Linked DNA regions of Homo sapiens: all the other regions are linked to region 3. Evidence: chromatin contacts called from ENCODE Hi-C or POLR2A ChIA-PET data. All regions are on one chromosome and are shown on one strand. The core of a region is the stretch at or near the end of the contact, and the rest is flanking DNA. Distances in the headings are between cores, read along the strand shown. Region 1 overlaps SIPA1L1 (signal induced proliferation associated 1 like 1). Region 2 overlaps SIPA1L1 (signal induced proliferation associated 1 like 1). Region 3 has its middle 180 kb from the start of SIPA1L1. Region 4 overlaps SIPA1L1 (signal induced proliferation associated 1 like 1). Region 5 overlaps SIPA1L1 (signal induced proliferation associated 1 like 1).

What was found. A loop is a pair of places that touch in the nucleus more often than their neighbours do. ChIA-PET counts read pairs that join two places held with the same protein, here RNA polymerase II (POLR2A). Pooled maps may share reads with other maps.
Region 1: a pooled map shows a loop between it and region 3 (5-fold over the local background). The contact joins two enhancer-like sites. A Hi-C loop is called at or near these places in 2 of 168 maps with a recorded cell type or tissue (IMR-90 and cardiac septum), 2 of 37 single-sample maps with no recorded cell type and 8 of 50 pooled maps. POLR2A ChIA-PET finds 5 or more read pairs at or near these places in 3 of 52 experiments (AG04449, activated CD4-positive, alpha-beta memory T cell and activated naive CD4-positive, alpha-beta T cell).
Region 2: a map with no recorded cell type shows a loop between it and region 3 (3-fold over the local background). The contact joins two enhancer-like sites. A Hi-C loop is called at or near these places in 13 of 37 single-sample maps with no recorded cell type and 7 of 50 pooled maps. POLR2A ChIA-PET finds 5 or more read pairs at or near these places in 2 of 52 experiments (H1 and HCT116).
Region 4: a map of PC-3 shows a loop between it and region 3 (7-fold over the local background). The contact joins two enhancer-like sites. A Hi-C loop is called at or near these places in 1 of 168 maps with a recorded cell type or tissue (PC-3) and 2 of 50 pooled maps. POLR2A ChIA-PET finds 5 or more read pairs at or near these places in 4 of 52 experiments (BJ, PC-3, activated CD8-positive, alpha-beta memory T cell and 1 more).
Region 5: a loop to region 3 is called in a map of ovary, with 3 times the contacts of the local background. The contact joins two enhancer-like sites. A Hi-C loop is called at or near these places in 1 of 168 maps with a recorded cell type or tissue (ovary) and 7 of 50 pooled maps. POLR2A ChIA-PET finds 5 or more read pairs at or near these places in 1 of 52 experiments (WTC11).

What each region holds. Positions count from the first base shown.
Region 1 is chr14:71,590,777-71,593,476 of GRCh38, forward strand. The region is part of intron 5 of SIPA1L1 (signal induced proliferation associated 1 like 1); the gene reads left to right. Among named protein-coding and RNA genes, the nearest start is that of SNORD56B, 190 kb to the left of the region's middle. Within about 2 kb of position 1,320, at least 4 of the 41 ENCODE cell types and tissues checked have a DNase peak (open chromatin) inside an H3K27ac peak, as active enhancers do.
Region 2 is chr14:71,490,791-71,493,490 of GRCh38, forward strand. All of the region lies in intron 2 of SIPA1L1 (signal induced proliferation associated 1 like 1), which reads left to right. Among named protein-coding and RNA genes, the nearest start is that of SNORD56B, 94 kb to the left of the region's middle. Within about 2 kb of position 1,286, at least 2 of the 41 ENCODE cell types and tissues checked have a DNase peak (open chromatin) inside an H3K27ac peak, as active enhancers do.
Region 3 is chr14:71,142,104-71,144,803 of GRCh38, forward strand. No RefSeq gene overlaps it. Among named protein-coding and RNA genes, the nearest start is that of SIPA1L1, 180 kb to the right of the region's middle. Within about 2 kb of position 1,333, at least 10 of the 41 ENCODE cell types and tissues checked have a DNase peak (open chromatin) inside an H3K27ac peak, as active enhancers do; they include PC-3, where a contact is called at or near this core.
Region 4 is chr14:71,447,825-71,450,524 of GRCh38, forward strand. All of the region lies in intron 2 of SIPA1L1 (signal induced proliferation associated 1 like 1), which reads left to right. It also overlaps the pseudogene RN7SL683P. Among named protein-coding and RNA genes, the nearest start is that of SNORD56B, 51 kb to the left of the region's middle. Within about 2 kb of position 1,312, at least 2 of the 41 ENCODE cell types and tissues checked have a DNase peak (open chromatin) inside an H3K27ac peak, as active enhancers do; they include PC-3, where a contact is called at or near this core.
Region 5 is chr14:71,528,655-71,531,354 of GRCh38, forward strand. It overlaps SIPA1L1 (signal induced proliferation associated 1 like 1), which reads left to right. Exons shown (of 24, transcript NM_001386936.1): 4 at 658-716. Among named protein-coding and RNA genes, the nearest start is that of SNORD56B, 130 kb to the left of the region's middle. Within about 2 kb of position 1,322, at least 6 of the 41 ENCODE cell types and tissues checked have a DNase peak (open chromatin) inside an H3K27ac peak, as active enhancers do.

The sequences.
Region 1 (2,700 bases), core at 70-2,569, 450 kb after region 3:
CTTGCCAACTTGGCATTTGGGGGTGCGATGATTCTTTGTTGGGGTAGCGTGGAGTAGGGGGCTGTCCTGTGTATTGTAGGATGTAGGATGCTTAGCAGCATCCCTGGCTTCCACACTATTAATGCCAGTAGGTTTTCCTCCTCCCTCTAGTTGTGACAGCCTAAAATGTCTTCAGGCATTGCCAAATGTCTCTTAAGAGGTAAACTAACCCCTAGCTGAGAACCCCTGCTTTACTGTACCTGTGCAAATTTTCTGCAGGTGTGTCTGAGCTGTCGATAGGTGGAGGCAAAATGGCCTCCACCCAAAACTGACACTGAAACATATTAGTTATAATCTAATTTATGTAATAATGGGTACTTTTTTCCTATTAGGCAGTATAATAATATTATTATAATAATGAACATTTTGGGTACTTACTGTGTACCAGGCACTGTACTAGGCATTTGCTATGCCACATTTTCTCATTTCAATCTCTTGATGCCCAGGAAGGTAGGTACTATTGTTAACCTTATTTTCCAGTTGAGAAAACTGGAGCTTAAGTGATAAGACTCTCATGGAGCTAGTAAATGTTGGAGCCAGGCTGTCTGAACAGAGTCATGTTCTTAATCACTGTTCTCTGATCTCTGCTAGGTTAAAGAGATGGAGAATCTTAAAGTATTTTATCTTTCAAAAGTCTGGAATAAAAATGTGAATGCCTAGATTCCAGATTAATCCTGTTTGTTCATAATAACCTCATAAATCTAATACCCACTAATCCAGTAGTTACTAACTTGAAGCATGGAAAATACCCTTTTACCCAGCATAATTGGAACTAGTGAATTGAAAATATCAACTCAAGCAGGGAATTGTTAAAAAGTATACATTCAAACTGTTTTATTATCATTAACACATATAAGAATATGTTTGCCAAACTCTTGTGAGACCAAGGGCTTTTCTTTGACAATGATTCTACTCTTTTAAATTCTTAATTGTGTTAATAGGCTAAACCATAAGAATAAAAACATAGAGACTAACAACATAATCTGAGTACAAAATCTTAGATTTCATAAATTTTTTCTCATTTTTTCATAGCTGTCCTGCCCACATTTAATCCAACAGCTTTCTTTTTAATGACTTGCCTTTATTAAGTTTGTATAAAGCCTTAGTTTTTAATAGGAACAACGTTTATCTTTTGTACTCATATTTCATCAGCTTTCATGATTAAATTTCATAATTAAAATAGCAAGTCAATTGGTATAAACAGCTCACTCTTTGTCAGCATGAGGTCCAGCTGGCAGGAACAGAAAGTATGTATGGCACCTAGGGATCACCCACTAGACTGCTAGTGCCATTGGGTATTTGTCAGCATGGTTTGCAGGGAAATTATGAGCAGTGGTTAATCCAGGAAGTTGTTCAGTGGAAGTCAGTTACACAGAGTGGTTACTGTAAGAGCTTTTCTTGGGCCACACAACTTTCAAGTCAGACAGGCAATTTGTTACAGTATGATAATATACCACAAATAGTGGCTCTGGATAACAAAATTTGGAGCAGAAATTAAGCTCTGTAAAGTATAAACTGTACATTTTAAAAATTGTTGTTTATACTTTTATATAGTATAAAACATATCTAAACAAACAACTCTGTCTTATAATAGACAACTTTGATTCACTGAAATTAGCAGACTAACTCATTTTTCCTAATCAGAACCTTAAAGCAAGTCTTCTTGTTGAAGGAGTACATCAGTGTCAGATGTAATTTATCCTCTAGCACCAAGGTGTGGCAGAGCTGACCTGGCTGTCACTCAGCCGCTTATCACCGGGTAGTTTCCATTTGGCTGCCTAATGCATTCCTGACTTCACTGTGGCTAAGTCTCAGGTGGGGAGGGGGTGGAGGGGGAGTACTTTACTAAAGTATGCTATACAGCTGATATTATATGTAAAAATCATATTTGGCTGATGAAGCTATAATCACTTTATTATTATGTTGTTTTTATAAACATTATTTTACAAATTTAGACTTCAGAGGCTATTTTAGTCCAACATAGAAGCCAGGTCCATTGCTGGAAAAATACTGGATCAGTAGAGGAATCCCATTGTTTGTATTTAGTAAAATAAGCAACATGCCATTGATGCTTTTCTTTCCAGTCCTTTCTCATGCCCACTTCTCTTTGCCATTTTGCTAGTGAGTGTATGTTTATATTGAGAACCAGGATTAAATGACAGTAATAATATAGCTAACATGCATCATGTTACTTCTTTGTACTTTATTGAGTTCCTCACTTAATGCCCATTGGACATTAAGGTGGATCTGTACTGGTGATAGAAGTCCAAGTGATAGCCACATCCTCCTTATGGAGGCACAGACTAGGCAGTAGGGCTGCATTCAGATTAACCTGAATTACTTATCTTCCTTTGAGTATGTATGTGTTTTGTGTTATTTATTTATTTATTTATTTATTTATTTATTTATTTATTGAGACAGAGTCTCACTCTCTCACCTACGCTGGAGTTCAGTGGCACGATCTCCGCTCACTGCAATCTTTGCCTCCTGGATTCAAGCGATTCTCGTGCCTCAGCCTCCCAGGTAGCTGGGATTACAGGTGTGCAGCACTGTGCCAAGCTAATTTTTGTATTTTTAGTAGAGATGGGGTTTCACCACGTTGGCAAGGCTGGTCTCAAACTCCTGGCCTTAAGTGATCTGCCTGCCTTGGCCTCCCAAAGT
Region 2 (2,700 bases), core at 36-2,535, 350 kb after region 3:
TTATTTTTTCATAATAACATAAATGCTGAATCTATAAAAAGTAGAATTTCTTTATAAAGATGACCTTAAGTTTTAGCTACCTGATATCGTACATACATCGTAGAGAACATTTTCAAAGGTAGGGGTTTAATAGGAATGAAGATGCCTGTTCCTGATACTGGGAAGTTTGCTTATTTAACTTAGTAGCAATGATATTTATCATATCCTAATATTTTATAATGCTCTGTATATCACTGAGTGCTTAAGTAGTTACCCTTTTTAATCCTCAGAGTCCTCCCTTCAAACAGACAGGATGTCGATATTTAAAAATAAAAAGAAATTAAATTCACCTATTAATATATTTCTAACTCATTGGAAAGGAAATGTCAACTACCAGTTGATTTTCAAGAGTCTCTTTAATTTCAGTTTTGTTTTTCCTTCATTACAGCAGGATACTCAAGCAAACTGAATGTGGCTCTTGGAAACTCTGAGCTATCTTTGGGTTCAGTTCTCTGAAGTTTAAATTACAGTTGTTCCTTTTGGTGATCATCATTCATTCCTCTTTTTCCCCTTGAGCCCCTTCTATGTGTCAGGCCTAGGTTCTGGGGACAGTATATCTCCAAACTGACATTGTACTTATCTTCATGGAACTTAATGGCTTAGTGGAAGAGAAATGAAACAAATATGGACATATGAACTGTAATCAGTGCTCTAGAAGCAATATAAGCAGTAGTATTAGGGAGCAACCTGTTTGTTGTTGTTGTTGTTGTTGTTATTGTTGTTTTGAGATAATCTCATTCTGTCGTCCAGACTGGAGTGCAGTGGTGCAATCATGGCTCACTGCAGCCTCGACCTCCCCGGCTCAAGCAATCCTCCCACCTCAACCCCACAAGTAGCTGGAACAACAGTCAAATGCTCAGCCTGCCTTGGCTTCCCAAAGTGCTGAGATTACAGGCGTGAGCCACCGTTTCAGGCTTAATGTTTTATTTCAAACACACACACACACACACACACACACACACACACACACACACACACACACACCCCTTCCCCCGCCCCCCCACATGAAGAGTTGGCATTTGTAGGCTACATTTTCAGTAAATTGTAAATGAAGAGAATTATGAGAATTTACCTGATAATCCTCATTTATTATAGTTCGGGTTGTGCGTGTGTGGGAAAAATGCTGTCCTGTTTCTGCTAATCCAAGTCTGTCAGCACCATCTCCCCTCTGTCACCTAATGATTTGACTGTATTTCAACCTGTGTAATGGCGAGGCACCACGGTAGCTAGCATTGGCCGAGATGCCTGTCCTTGACAACAAGGTCTTTGTTTGGCTGTGTTGGGAAATATTGGCTACTACCAGGGCTGAGTGCAAAGAGGGTGGTATAGTAACTCAGTTTTTCGTGCTAGCAGCCTGATGGCACAGTTACAGCAAGGATTTGGCAGGAAGGAGCAAGTGTGGATTGCTTGAAGTTTCAAGGGGAGATGAGGCAGGAGAGAATTTAGAACTGTGGTGTTGTTTTTATTAGTTTAGAAGTTTTAATCTTCAATATAGCCGTGTTTTTTTCCAACAGCATAAAGGGTCAGCTTGATGCCCTGTTAAAAAAGAGCCAGAAGTGGGGTTTACAGGTGACAATTTTAGTGTGTTCCTTTTCTTTAAGAAAAATCTTTGATTCTGAAAGAGCTTGACAGAGCTGTTTAATAGTGTGGACATCTGTTGAGGCAGATAGCAGTTTTCTGGATATAGGTCATGTTAATATAAACTCTGGATATAAACAACCTCTGCTGTCTGCTTCAGACTTGAAGACTGTGTGATAGGACCAGGCCCGTGCGGTAGCTCTTTAGTGGTCAGAATATTTGTGAGTGAAAGCCGCTCTTATTTTTCAGAGACAGGAGCTCACTCTCTCGCCCAGGGCACAATTATGGTTCACTCCAGCCTCAATCTCCCAGGCTCAAGCGATCCATCTCAGCTTCCCAAGTAGCTGGGACCATGGGCATATGCCACCATGCCTGGCTAGATTTTTTTTTTTTTTTTAATGTAGGGATGGGGTCCACTCTATTGCCCAGGCTGGTCTCAAACTCCTGGGCTCAAGCAATTCTCCCACCGTGGCCTCCCAAAGTGCTGGGATTATAGGCATGAGCCATTGTGCCCAGCCAGTAAATGGCATTTTCATACATTTACCTCCTTTTTTGTTGTCCCGGAAGGCAGAATCTGGGATCTCTTTTACTTATGTAACTGTTCTCCAATTTCCAAATCAATTTATATCGAAAGAATATATCTGTGGTGCCTGCCCCTTTATCCCTCCCCCAAAACATAGGTATTTATTTTTTTAGAGACAGGGTCTTGCTCTGTCACCCAGGCTGGAGTGCAGTGGTGTGACTGTAGCTCTGTAGCTTTCTGCAGCCTTGAACTCCTGGGCCCAAGCAATTTTCCTGCCTCAGCCTCCTGAGTAGCTAGGACTACAGGTGCCCAAACCCTCCACGCCCCCAGTTTTTTTTATTTTTGGAGTGATGGGGTTTCACCATGTTACCCAGGCTGGTGTTGAATCCTGGGCTCAAGCAGTTTTCCCCATTCACCCTCCCAAAGTGCTGGGATTACGGGTGTGAGCTATTGCACCTGGCGAAAGTAGTTGTTGAAGAACTACTTGGGCAGATGGGAGGTCTTGTTTTACTGCTATGTTTGTGAACAATACAAATTCAATTATTTTTGTGGATGTGACT
Region 3 (2,700 bases), core at 83-2,582:
TACTGGGGGCTGGGGAATGATTACTTCTTTGTTTCCCCCTCTTATTTTATCCCTGGAAAGCCTGGATCAAACCAGGAGGTAGAGAGATTTCTTCAGTGGTGGGCCCTCCACAGGAAAGTCCCCACCATCCCTGTCCTCCCACCATCAGTAACCACACCATTCCTACCCAACTGCCTGATTGGGGATGAGGTCTGGGGCTCATGTACCTCTGCATCCCAAACAAATAGCTACTGTGCATTCCTGTAAGTCCTCTGGTTGAGAATCTGTAAACAGACTCATTGGTAAAGTCTTTCTTGGAAGCTGACCACATGACATGGGAATGTTCGTAGAAGATGCACGTAGTCACCATGAGGAGGGGAAAGAACCCAGTCATCCTATTGTTTTAGACAGGGCTTAACAAAAATGTCTATATAACAAAGCCTGCAAAAATTTAGAAGTGAAACATTTGTGGTTTGAGTTTTTGCGTCAAGGTCCACCACACTTCCTGACAAGTCAGCTCCTTGTCTGGGTAGCCCTTGGATATCAGATCTTCAGGAGAAGCTACTGCCTCTTCAGGTCTGCAGGTTTCCAAATATCAAATTTCTAAAGCATACAATGCCCACAGTTTCACCACTTCCTTTGGTGTCAATGCATTTCATTTTGAGCAATGGCAAGAAAGGCCCCTATGAAATCTTGCTACCACCACCAACAGGAAACATAGCAATCTGTAGCTATAGTCCCCTCATCTGGAGACTGGCCTTGGTAGGCTCACTTCATGCCTTCCTTGCTGGGTTTTGGAAGATGTTGCAATTAACACAAGGAAAGAAGGCAAGCTCTTACCCCTCCTTCCCCTTCACTCAGTAGCAGCATGGTGGTTGCAGAAATAAAGCACTCAGTTGTTCTTTCTGCTTGCAATTGTTCAGATGCAAGGGGAAAAAGTAAAAACTGAAGCTTGCTATGACCTCTGTCTTAAACCATTTTGTGCAGCTATAAAAATTGCTGGGTAATTAATAAAGAACAGAAATTTATTTCTCACAGTTCTGGAGGCTGGGAAGTCCAAGATCAAGGTGCCAGCAGGCTTGGTGTCTGGAGAGGGCCACCCCCAGGATGGTACCTTACACATTACATCTTCCGGAGCAGGGGCAATCACTGTTCCTTACAGGACAGAAATGCAGAACAGAGGGAACCCACATCCACAAGCCCTTTTTAGACTGGCTTTAATCCACTCATGCTCCACCCTCATGACCTGAACACCTCCCAGTAAACCCCACCACCCAATGCTGTTGCATTGGGGATTAAGTTTCCAACACGTGAGTTTTGGAGGGAACAAAAACATTCTGACCATAGCAGCCTCTCCCCAACTTTTACAAGAAGGCTGGCATCTGACGCATTTCATAGCCTGAGTATAAGATGAGGTAACGGAGGGCCCACATCACCTACATCCTGTAAAGCCTGAGGCTCACCAAACCACACAGGGGAGTATGAACACAGAGGACACCTCCCACTGTTGTTCTCTTGTCTCCTGACTCAAACAGCCCCTTCCTTTCAGCCCAAGACATTGAGCCATCCGGGGCTTGCTGTGGTATGATACAAAATAAATATTTGGTCTTTGTCCCTGGTTCCTGACACAGCGCCTCAAAATCCTTGGAACTGATAGTCCTGTATGCTAATGAGATGAGTCATGGAGAGGCCCTAGATAGCTTCAGGATGGGGGCTGGTCACTAGAAAAATCAACCATGTGATTAGAGGATTAGAACTTTCAGCCCCACCTCCTCACTTCTGACCTTCAAGGAGAGGAAAGGGATTGGAGATAAAGTCCAATCACTAAATGACCAATGATTTCATCAATCATGCCTGCATAATTCAGACCTTGAGCAAGAAAGAGGTCAAAGCCTGAGTTACTACCTTTAGTGAGCTTAATTTCCACGTAGGAAAGTAAGAGAAGCACAGCAGCAAAGCTGTGTTTAAAATCCCCGCCCCCGCCCTCCCACTCCCTGCAAAAACACTCCTAAATGAAGTCAGATAAAAATCTCCCAAAAAAATCCTAAGTGAAATCAGATGCAGTGGCTGAAACGTAATTCCAGCTACTGGGGAGACTGAGGTGGGAGGATTGCTTAAGCCCAGGAATTTGAGGCCAGCCTGGGAAACATAGAGAGACCCTATATCTTTAAAAAATTTTGTTTTAATAAAAACAAGAATAAAACCTAAATGACAGGGATTCAGAGAACTTCTGGGTTGAGAAAAACATTGCTTTAAGAGGCCAAGGTGAGAGAATCACCTGAGGCCAGGAGTTCAGGACCAGCCTCTAAGAGACGGGGGGGTCTCACTCTATTGCCCAGGCTGGAGTGCAGTGGCACAATCTCAGCTCACTGCAGCCTTGACCTCCTGGGCTCAGGTGATCCTCCTACCTCAGCCTCCTGAGTAGCTGAGACCACAGGCATGTGCCACCATGCCCAGCTAACTTTTTTTATTTTTAGTGGAGATAAGCTTTCACTGTGTTGCCCAGACTGATCTCAAACTCCTGGTCTTAAGCAATCCTCCCACCTAAGCCTCCCAAAGTGCTGGGATTACAGGCGTGACCCACTGTGCCCAGCCCCTCAAACAAATTTTTTTTGTTTAGCCACATAGTGGCATGTGCCTGTAGTCTCAGCTACTTGGAAGGCTGAGGCCGGAGCATTGCTTGAGCCCAGGACGTCGAGGCTACAGTGAGCTACAATTTCA
Region 4 (2,700 bases), core at 62-2,561, 310 kb after region 3:
TCCCAAAATGCTAGGATTACAGGTGTGAGCCACCATGCCTGGCCTACTATTGATTTTTTTGTTAGAGTGGTATCCAGAATATTCATTTAATGTGCATAGTTATTTGACTAATGGCTCATTGTGAAAGTTCATGGTATTCCAAGGTTTGTTGAGCCCCTCTGGTCAGTGACAATGCAAGACATTTAGCTTTCTGTTCTGTGGCCAGAGATATTTTCTTGTGGCTTCCAGAACAGTCCTGTGAGGAGGGTGATGGAGCAAGTGGATGTCATCTCCGTTTTGTAGATGAGGAAACTGAAGGAACTTGTCTAATGCCCCTTGGCTATTACATGGCAGCTGCCATTCTTCTTTCTCTTAGTTCTCTTTCCTTTATTTTGCACTTTTTTTTCCTACGCTTCCATCGCTTTCTTGGTTGTCTTTCTGGTAGCAATAACATCATCCACACCAATGATTATAGTAATAACTGACCTTTATTGATCAATCAGTTGCCATGTGCCACAGAGTTTCCTAAGTGCTCTAATGTATTGACCTTCACCTCAGTCCTATGGAGTAGGTATTATCCTCTTTTTAGAGCTGAAGAAACTGAGGCCCAGAGAGGTTAAGCAACTTGCCCAAGGTTTATGGGGCTAGTTGTGTTCCCAGGCATCTAACTCTAGCCACTGGAATTCTATATTCTGAAAACCGTTTGACATTTATAACAAGTATAACATGAATTTTCAAGTTGGAATAAAGAAGACATTTCTGAAATGGGCTGAAATAAGTGGAATTGGGGAAAGCTGAAGATGTTTTGCATTAATGTGTTATGTTTCCCTTGAACTGTAGCCAAGAGACTCTTCATAACAGCCTGCATTTCAAGTCTAATTGTAAGCCGGGTGTTGTACCTGCCTGTAGTCCTAGCAACTCAGGAGGCTGAGGCAGGAGGATTGTTTAAACCCAGGAGTTATAAGCTGTAGTGCTCTATGCCAATTGAGTGTCCCTACTAAGTTCAGCATTTCCTGGGAGTGGGGGACCACCAGATTGCCTAAGGGAGGGGTCAACTGGCCCAGGTTGGAAACTCCTGTGCTGATCAGTAGTGGAATTGTGCCTGTGAATAGCTGCTACACTCCAGCCTGGGCAACATAGCAGGACCCCATCTCTTTAAAAGAATTGTTTTAAAAAATGACAACAGTGTTAATAGAGCTGTTTACTCTCTTAGTTTTCTCATTTATAAAGTTAGGCCTGGAGAATAAAGTCATTACTATGAGAGACAGGTGTTTGCTCTTTGAGTCAGCCTGCTTCTCCAAAGTAGGAGAGCTGGTTGATGGCAGGACTGGGTGACCTTCATGGTGATTAAAGCCAGAGGGACAGCAAAAGGCTGCTGCTTTTTCAGGTTTCCTCTTTGGTTTGCCAAGGCCCTGTTGTAAATTACCTAATTAGTAAGACTACCTTTCAAGGAAGGAATCAGGAAATTTAAACTCTAGTTATGGTTTTAGTTCAGCTTTGTGTGGATGGCTTGATTAGCTGGGAGAATAAACCAGATTGGGCTTTTGTTTTTTTCTCTGAACAAATGAAGTTGTCTGGGGAAGAGTAATTGAGACAATGGGCAGAATTCTACCTGGTGAGTAATTTACTACTGAGCTCCTAGAGAGCTGAATTCACCTTTTCCCTTTTCTTGTCTTTAAGATACAGCTAACATTAGTCACAAGGCTACACATCTGGTGACAGGGATGCCTCTAGGTCCTTATTTTTGTTCAGATAATGGAGCACCTGGAAGTTATGTGATTTTAATAGAAAATCAGGAAATACTGGTATACTTAATTCTATCTTAGGAACGAAGAACGATTTTACTAGCAGAAAATGAACACAGTTATATGTACGTAACATAAAATCACAACTGCTGGCTCAGGGTTGGAGGTGAGGTGGGGGGACTGTCTCAGTTAAGCATGATTTATTAATGTTATTATGAATTCTTTTAGTGCCAGTTTTCTGCTACTGTTCTATTTGTTCTGCTATATGAGCTTTGTTGGTATTTGCTTGTAGGTATACTTTGGCAGATGCCAGAAGGCTAACATTGGGAGAAAGGTCTTAAAATTGAGAAAATTCTCCCACTAATTTGTTCTGTGAATCAGGAAGAAAACACGCATTGACTCATTTTTTTGAACAGGAACTGTCTTTTTCTCAGATCTTTTAGCTTATTTTTTAACCTTAAAAATGATATATGTTCATTTTAACAATGCAAACAGTAAAATAAAACTTAAAAAATAAAAATTATCCCAAATCCTAAACCCAGAGATATATGTAATATTTCTGCTAAATATATCTTTATATAATTTTTCTATTACGATTATTTACATTCTTGATAGTGTGTTTATGTGTTAATATACAGATATACCAGAAATAAATATATGTAACTTTATATTTAGATTTATATTCTGTCATATTTCTATTTGGAGGGCTTACTGATTTTCTCATCACCCTTGTACTGATACAGTAGATTTAATTTACTTCCTAAGGTGTCAGTTTATAGCTCGATAGTGTGTTCTCTAAGACTCTGTACTCATTTATATAAAAGGATTTAAAATCTTTGTAATAAACCTGTTCATTAAACAAAACTTCACAGAAATGAGTCATTCTGGGTAGCCAAACTTTCTATATCATTAAGTGTTCAGCTAGTTAATGAATAAAAAAGACATCTTGACTATTGTTGATGAAAACTTTTCTAGA
Region 5 (2,700 bases), core at 72-2,571, 390 kb after region 3:
AAAGAGAAAAATAATAATTCTATTTTTTCCCCTTTTTGTTTCAGCTTTATAAATAGCAGTCCAGGGCAACAGTACTTGATAAAAAGGTATTTTGTTTGTTTTGGTTTGTTATGGTCAGCTCTACAAAGATGCATGTGACCTTAAAAATATTTAGAAATATTATAATACTACAGACAGGCCGGGCGCGGTGGCTCATGCCTGTAATCCCAGCACTTTGGGCGGCTGAGGCGGGCATATCACCTGAGGTCAGGAGTTCGAGACCAGCCTGACTAACATGGAGAAACCTCGTCTCTACTAAAAATACAAAATTAGCTGGGCGTGGTGGCACACGCCTGTAATCTCAGCTACTAGGGAGGTTGAGGCAGAAGAATCGCTTGAACCTGGGAGGTGGAGGTTGTGGTGAGCCAAGATCGCACCATTGCCCTCTAGCCTGGGCAACAAGAGTGAAACTCCATCTTAAAAAAAAAAAAAGAAAGAAATATGATAATACTAGAGACATTTTTCTCTAATGTCTAATTTAAAAGCAACTATTTACCTTAGAAAGGCTGGTTTGCCTCTTCTAGAACAAAGATAAGACCTGTGTAAGTTATACAGCTATTGTATTTTAGTGAAATTTATTGTGCACTTAACCAGGTTTTTTTTCTAATTTTATTTCAGGTTATACCTTATTGGTGTGGACGTTGTCTAAATTTCGGTAGCCATGGCACAAGAATATAGTAAGTACTATGCCATACTTCCTATGACCTACCTGCTTTACAAAGTGTTGATTTTCTGTGTTTAAATTTCTGATTAGAGAAATGAAAACATAGAAACAAAATTTTAAAAAATCTACTTTTCTCAAAGAGATGAAGTCGTTTGTCATCTGCTTTTTGAATCTATAGCTTTATATACAAATACAGTGTAATAGTGATTTATTTCGTATTCTGATACAGTATTGCTCAGGCTATTGCCTGTAAATAGTACTGACTGAACATTAGGGTTGGATCCATATCATGCGTTGCATCTATTCCTCATGTTATGGGGTTGAAGAACTGACTGCAGCTCGCCCTGATTAGGAGCAGTCTCATTTCTGCCTTGTCCATGATTGACTCATGAACTCTGGCTACATCAGTGAGTGCTGAGTGTTACCTGGCCAGGGGGATGGTTTCAGAGATGGTCCTGTAATCCTTTTCTACCCAGCGTGGCTCCAATGTGGGTTTGCCTGGAGCTTCTGGCAGAAGGCTTCTCATGGTTAGGACAGAGCTGCCTCTTACTTCTGGATGTTGTTGTGCGCTGGTGTGAGGTCTGGTGTAGCTGCAGCATTGTGGCTTCCGGACTGAGTGAGAAGCCACACAGGGTGGAGGACGGAGTCCAGAATCACAAGGAAACCAGCCCTGAAGCTTGCCCTTTCTCTGACGTCCAAGCATTTGAGCCAATACATTTCCTTTTTATTTAAGCCAGTTTGAGTTAGGAGCCAAAACAGCCTAAGTGATTCACTTAGTCTCCATTTTATTTTTAGTAATCCATTAGTTTCTCCCTGGGGAAATGTAGGAGTAATTGCAAAGCAAGGCAAAATAATACCATTAAATTAAACTGGCAGAGTGTGTTGGTGTTGACTGGCATACTCTTCACTCTTAACAGTTAGCAGGTAGTGATTTAGTATTCAAAGACATGAGAATAAAATATATCACTTTCAGATTCTACCCCACCCCCACACCCCCAGAAGGTTTTGCGTCCTGATCGACCAACTTGTGCTGTGAATGCTAAAAAGGGTCTTGGATACTGGCAGACTCATCCCTTTGCATAGGTAGGTGCATATTTGGCAGTGCAGACTTGTTCTTTGTGTTTTCTTAGAACAGTCTATACCCTTCTAATTCCTTGTTTTTGTTCTTGAAAAATTAGTAGGAATATTTCAAATATAAAAAGCATATAAGGCATAACACAAATATCCTTACCCCAGCTCCTTTTTGATTAGCAGAAAAACAAAATCCATGTTACCTCTCCTCAACACTCTATAGAGAAATCGAATGTTTACCAATTCCATTGAACATTAAAAAACCCAGGATATTTCTCTCTAACAGCAGTTCCCTTTCTTAATCCCCAAGAAGCCACTATCCTGGTTTTGGTCTTTATTATTCCCATGCATTTGTTTGTGTTCTTCCCACATAGTGTATTGTATGATTTTTGGATGCTTTTTAACTTTGAGTAAATGTAGATGCTATGTGCATTTATTACTCAAAATCGTAAGGGAGTTTAGAATAAATTGAGGATCGCTGAAAGAGGCTATAAATCTGTTCTTAGGTACTTGTGAAAAGATCTATTATTGGGTATCCTAGTGATCTGTGATAGAATGTTTTAGGTTTTGAATGGTCAATGAGTTTGAACCAACATGCTGATAGCTTTCTGTCTTATCTACTAATACGAAGCACTTTTCTCTGGTAATTGGCCTACCATTGAGTTCACTCTCTGTATCTACTTCTACACTCCTGTGCAGGTGTGGAATGTGCAGGATACTTATAGATCAATTGTGTCATTAATGAGGTTTTCAGAGTGTGTTGGTTGCTGTTTCATTTAAATAGCTCTATTCATTCTGTAGTCCAAATGATGCTTCTGGCATCATTTTTCTGCATTGTGAGAATTCGCCATTATGCCTACAAAATTTACTTCTTTTTTTTTTTTTTCTAAATTTGTCAGTTTGTCACTATGTTACTTTGTACTGGT